Linked DNA regions of Homo sapiens: region 2 is linked to region 1. A link is a loop called in an ENCODE intact Hi-C map of the cell type or tissue named here. Cell type or tissue: sigmoid colon. All regions are shown on one strand. Each heading gives the region's core, and the rest is flanking DNA. Links, peaks and the distances in the headings are about the cores only. Region 1 holds the start of PRXL2C (peroxiredoxin like 2C). Region 2 overlaps SLC35D2 (solute carrier family 35 member D2).

Evidence for each region. Hi-C counts contacts between places; a loop is a spot of excess contacts. Peaks named below come from ENCODE experiments on the same cell type or tissue, not always from the same donor. Only the 100,000 strongest peaks of a DNase experiment are listed, where the experiment ranks them.
Region 2: a loop joins it to region 1, with 3 times the contacts of the local background. A loop is called at or near these places in 14 of 110 quality-filtered maps.

Annotation. Positions count from the first base shown.
Region 1 is chr9:96,654,021-96,656,929 of GRCh38, forward strand. PRXL2C (peroxiredoxin like 2C) reads right to left here and starts at 1,297. Exons shown (of 6, transcript NM_153698.2): 1 at 1,070-1,297; 2 at 685-753. The coding sequence starts at 1,261. RefSeq lists silencers at 836-905, 1,046-1,255, 1,296-1,385. In sigmoid colon, for the core only: no CTCF peak of the experiment used is centred there; DNase peaks (open chromatin) are centred at 631, 951 and 1,391; H3K4me3 peaks cover 1,792 bases; H3K27ac peaks cover 1,478 bases.
Region 2 is chr9:96,343,147-96,346,055 of GRCh38, forward strand. SLC35D2 (solute carrier family 35 member D2) reads right to left here. Exons shown (of 12, transcript NM_007001.3): 7 at 2,153-2,255; 8 at 758-850. SLC35D2-HSD17B3 (SLC35D2-HSD17B3 readthrough) reads right to left here. Exons shown (of 26, transcript NR_182427.1): 7 at 2,153-2,255; 8 at 758-850. Among named protein-coding and RNA genes, the nearest start is that of SLC35D2, 39 kb to the right of the region's middle. RefSeq lists an enhancer at 1-380. In sigmoid colon, for the core only: no CTCF peak of the experiment used is centred there; a DNase peak (open chromatin) is centred at 1,615; H3K27ac peaks cover 312 bases.

The DNA.
Region 1 (2,909 bases), core at 188-2,687:
TAGTAGAGTCAGGGTTTCACCGTGTTAACCAGGATGGTCTCGATCTCCTGACCTCGTGATCCGCCCTCCTCGGCCTCCCAAAGTGCTGGGATTACAGGCGTGAGCCACCGTGCCCGGCCGCACAGTTATTTAATCAATGTTATTTTTTCACATCCTGATTGACAAGGTCTGCTGAAAGAACATCTGTTTTATAAAGGCTGCTCAATGCCTTTCCTCAAAAAGCTCACTTGGGCACAAACCTATCTGTGCCTCAAGAAAAACAACTATGTGGTTTGTCCTAGGGACATGGAACTTGCAGCCTATTAACATAAACATTTGCACCTTTACGATATATTAGTATTTTCCCATAATGAGCAGCTATTTGGAGTGTAACAAAAAATAAAGGGAAGAAAATAACCATTTCCAGCATTTGTTTTAGGGCATTATCAGTCAACATTTGAGAACAGGCACTAGGTTACCAGGCAACACCACAATTGTTAGTACGTTTACCACCAGGCAGCACCCAATGAGTTAGGGCAGAAATAGATCTCTGACGTCTCACTCCTTTTGGAGGGGCGAGGGTGGAGAGAGCTGCGGGGAGGGGCAATCCAGGCTGCAAGTTCCGCGCTGGAGCCGCGTCCTCCCCCGCCCCGCTCGCAAGGTCTGCAGAAGCGGGCACTGGGCCGCCCACGCTGGGAAACTCACTTGTAAGAAACTCCTGGGGATTTTGGCCAGATCCTCTACGTATTCCTTGCAGATGTAACACAGGAAATGCTGAAAGCCAAAACGGCAGAAAGGGCAAGTTAGTAAAGCAGCACCCTCGGGCCCCGAAGGATCCCTGTACTTCGCCGTGCGTGACGCGAGCAAAGGCGACGCCCGCGGGGCCGGGACCGGCGGCTCGGGCGCCCGGCGCGTGGGAAGCGGGCCTCGCCCTCGCCCTCTCCCTGCCCCGCCCTAGTTGGGAAGCGGCCGCGACTGGGCAGGCTGCCTTCCCGTTTCCGTCCTAAGAAGCAGGAGGCGCGGCTCGCATCCCGGCAGCCTGCCCGGGACCCTGGGCCGCGCTTCCCTTCCAGCCCCGCCGCCCGCTCACCCGCACGAACACCACCACGGCGCGGCGCTCCCGGAACAGCGCGCCGAACGGTACCCGCTGCCCGCGGGCGTCCAGCACCGGCAGCTCGGCCACGGCGGCCGCCAGGGGCTGCCCGCTGTCGGGGCCGCTCGGGGCCGGGACCAGGGCGGCGGCGCCGCTAACCTGCCGCGTGACCGGGGCCGGCGCGGCCATGACGCGGGGCGGCCGAGGGCCTGGGTCCGCTCTGTCAGCGCGGACCGGGGCGGGGCGCGCAGAGGTTGGGCGCGGGGGGCGGGGCGGGGCGTGCAGAGGTGGGGCCTGGCAAGTCACGGTTTCCGCGGCGCGGCGCGGGCCTGGGAGCTGTCGGAGTGAACCCCACGGGCGGTTCTGACTCAGCTCTCAGGGTAGGGGACAGAGAGAGAAAGTAAGGTCCGTCCACGGCGAGCAAGCATTATTGAGGAAGAAAGCCGCCCGCGCCCTCCATGGCCACCTGAGCGGATGTTCTCACCTATTCGAGAACTAATGGGTGTATGTGTAAAAGGTGGGCTAGGGCCAGGCCCACGTTTTGTAAACACACAGGCCGGGCCTGTAATCCTAGCGACTTGGGAGGCCGAGGCGGGAAGATCACTTGAGGCCAGGAGTTCGAGACCAGCCTGGGTAGGTAACAGAGGGCAACGCCATCTCCGTTTTTTAAAAAAATAAATAATAAAAATAAAGAAATAAAAGGTGAGCTGGGTGGGATGAGGATGATGAAGTTAGATGACTTAGCAGCTGTTTTGTAGAAATCCCACACTTCCAATTCAGTTTCTCCTGGGGTGGGTAGGCAGGCATAGGGAAATCTGGGGATCTCAGCCTTTGTGAGACCAAACTGGCCCTGGATTTAGAGGTTCATCTTTCTCTGGGGTTTCTCATGGGTGCTAACTGTGTGTCCAAGATTTCCAGAGCAGGACCAGATAACATTCAGGCTCTTTGTCTTCATAAGTTTACTCACTCTTGTGTATGGATTTGGGGTTCAGAAAGTACATCCTTTATCTATGGCCTTTGTTGAGCTGAAGAATATTTCTGGGGCGGAGTGCTAGGCAGGTCTATGTGACTGATGTGACTCTGCCACAAAGTGCAGGAAAGGGGGATGCTGCATCCTCTGGCTTTCACCTGTGTGAAGATTTTATACTTTATTGAGCACACATTAAGTGCTCTGTTTGAGAAGCTCTGCAGCGTGTTTACAAAATTTTAAGCATAGATCTGTTTCTAAGTCAAGATAGTTTCTTTCTGAGACAGGGTGTCGCTCTGTCGCCCAGGCTGGAGCATTGGCACGATCATGGCTCACTGCAGCCTCCACCTCCTGAGCTCAAGCAGTCCTCCTGCCTCAGCCTCCCAAGTAGCTGTGATCACAGGCATGCACCACCATGCCTGGCAAATTTTTTTTTAGATTTGTTTTTGTAGACACAAGGGTCTCCCTATGTTGCCCAGGCTGGTTTTGAACTCCTGGGCTCAAGCAATCCTCTTGCCGTGGTCTCCCAAAGTCCTGGGGTTACAGGCATGAGCCACTGGGCCTGGCCAGGAGCTTTATGAGTTTTTGGAAATAAATGCATGACCAAAGTGCAGGCTGATGAATAGCACTCACAACAGGCAGTTTGCCAGATGTCACCAAATTTATTGTAAGCAGTGTTTTGGTAAGCAGAAATTGATATACAGATAAGAATGGTGGTATTTTGGCAGCTCTGATTAATTGCTGGTATCAATGAATGAAAAATTTTCTTTGACATTACTGCTTTCAGTGTCATATTTCATGTGAAATAAATTACAGGTTAGACAATTTCATTTTGAAATACAAAGAGCCACATGACTTAGTTTTTGCAGA
Region 2 (2,909 bases), core at 207-2,706, 310 kb before region 1:
CCCTTCGGGGTGGCCACTGGAGCTGTCACTATGGAGAATGTCCACACGTCCTGAGAGACTTGGCCTCCACCGCTCCACTGGGCCTCAGATCTTACCACTAATTTACCATTTTATTTGTCTCTCACCAGCAGCAGATACGGTTTCAGGGCAAATGCTGAAAGAACAACACCTTCCCAAAATTCAAATGTGGATCCTGGAATATTTAGAGGTAAAATGGCGTGATGGCTGGGATAGGTTTTAAAATACTCCAGAGGAACAAAAAGCTGGGGATGGATGAGGACAGATAAAATAAGATGGCAAAATGCCAAAGTGTTGAAGCTAGGTGGTGGGTCCCTGACAACTCATTGAATTACTCTATTTTGTGCATGTTTCAAAATGTCCGTAATAGAAAGTAACAAATAAATAAACAAACCTATGTTTTAAAATGATCAAAATCCCCTTCTAGGGTAAGTAGCTCTCCCAGGGTCCCCACATTAGCAAAGGGGGATATGGAATTCAAACTCAGATTTGTATTGTTGTTTTCCAAAAAGTACCAAGTCCAGAGTTCTTGGCTCTCCTTGATATGTGGCTAAGGATAAATGCCAATGCAAGGGTAGTGCCAAAAGGTGTTACTAGGGATATCAAACATCTTGTTATCATGTACCCTCCTGGTAGTCCTAGCTAACTTTACACTTTTTGTTTCAGTGCATATCAAATGTTAAATATTAAATTTTTTAAAGCCAGCTAAGGAAAACTGTAATGATTGTCATCAGCTCACCTGTTGCAGGTCTCCAGTGGAGACACTAATAATAAGAGTTGGGATAATCATGAAGCAGGCATTGTAGAAAAGTACTCCGTATTTCCCTAGCTCCTGCAAAAACAAAAATGTAAAAACCACTCAGTTTCAGAAACGTGAGGCACAGATTTCCTGGAGCCATTTATACAACTGCATATTCATGCGAAGTTAGAATGTGCATTCTGAGCAACTCTTTTGGAATATTTTCAGCAAATTTCTGACATAAAATGCTTTGGTTTGAGGGTACTGAGATTTTGGAATAAACATTTGTTTTACACCAAAACTACAGAGAAAACGCATGGCAGTGGGAAGCCTCTAGGGTTCCATTCATCTCCAGCATTCTAATTATGTGGGGTTTTTTTTAAAGCATGTAATTCAAAATGGGAAATCTGGAACAAAATAAAGAACATTAAAAATGTTAATATAAACAAAACTCTTTAAAAACATCTGCTCTTTCCATTAAAGGACAGCAGCATCATATATTTACTTTCATTAAAGTGGCCACACCACTTCACCATTTTCAAAAAAGGATGACATATTGTGATCCTCAAAAGACAACAAACCTGTTTTTGCAAAACTTCTACCGTTAAAAAAAAAAAAAAAAAAAAGGCCATGCAGGGGAAAAAAAAAAAAAACAGAGCAGATAAAAAAAAAAAAAAAAGAGCAGATTAAAAAAAATAGCTCATGGAAATAAGCCTGTTGGTCAGAGTGAACTCCCTCATCCAGCACAAAGAGCTTGGAACAAAGAAACATATGCCTGACTCATCCTCCGGGCTTCCTTGTAACAGCTGGGGGTGGGGGAGGGATGGGGGAGGGGGAGGGATGGGGCCTCCACGTGACAGGCAGCCACACAAAAGCAAAGCTCCTCTGCCCCACCCCTCATCATCAGAAGCAGCAGCTATTGCTGGACAAGACCTTACAAATTATCCATTGCAGTCATTTCATTCCACAGATAAGGAAACTGAAGTTTGGAGAAGTTAAGGTTCAAAGTCACAACAGTCAGTAAGTAGAAAAACTTGTGTCTGTAGCCCACATCTCCAGACTCCAAACTAGCGCTCTCTGAACAAATATCGTGACCCCTGACCTTGCCTTGGTGATTGATGATGCTGGTAAAAAAATTAATTTGCCTTTCAGAATAATCCCTTTTTATATGTTCTGAGTGTGCATCTAAACTAGTGGCTTTTCCCATCATATCTCATTTTCACCCAAAATTTCGCAAATAATAACTTATACAGACAAGATAATTGAAAATAAGGAATTTACAGGTCATATTATATAAATTAAATTACATTCCAACTGTACACATTCATTTTCATTTTTCATATAATTCTAGGGGCCAGATGACAGAGCCAAAAAGCCATAGGCAAGGTCTGGTACCTTTGGGTCCATTTTCTGTTTGGTATAAACTCCATTTGCTGCTGTGAAGATATCATTCAGGAATACAAAAATATAGCCTTCTAAGTTAAAAGCAAGGTCAGACCTGGGAGGGAGACCACAAAGGGAGAATGATTACTCAAAAACTCACAACTTGGCCTCCAAGCCCGCCTGATCTACCTTTCCCTAATCAAACCCACTTTTCTGTGGCACACTTTCCCCGCTTTGTGGTAGTGAATGATTAATTCCTCTGCTTTGCCTCCAGACAAAAACCAAACCAGCCCATCAGATGGCTTCGACTCAATCGTGAATGGCTTAAAACCAGAGCGACATTAAGCATCTTCCTTCAACTGCAACCCCTTTCTTTCGCTAGCTGATGAATCCACATAATAACTGGTGAGCCCTGACTTTCCTAAGGGGAGTGATTCGCCCCGATCCACCCAGGGGCTCTGCTTATTGTAGTGAACAGGGCCACCTCCAGGGTGCAGCCAGTGAGGGGCAGCTGGGCAGAGGCTGGGTAAGAGGGGTCGCATGAGGCAGCCACACCTCCATCTGGTGCCCAAACCGCACCCCGTCCATCAAAATGGCAAGGCAGGTATCCATCCTTCTATGTGACCCCTCTATGGCTCCTTTCTTCCCATTCTTTTGAAACAGCTTCTCTTCCATTTCCATTATAAATAGCACCAGCATAAATACGTTTGGGGATCTATGACAGGAACAAGAGGAAGAGCAATAGCTGAGCCATGATGTGGCCCACCCA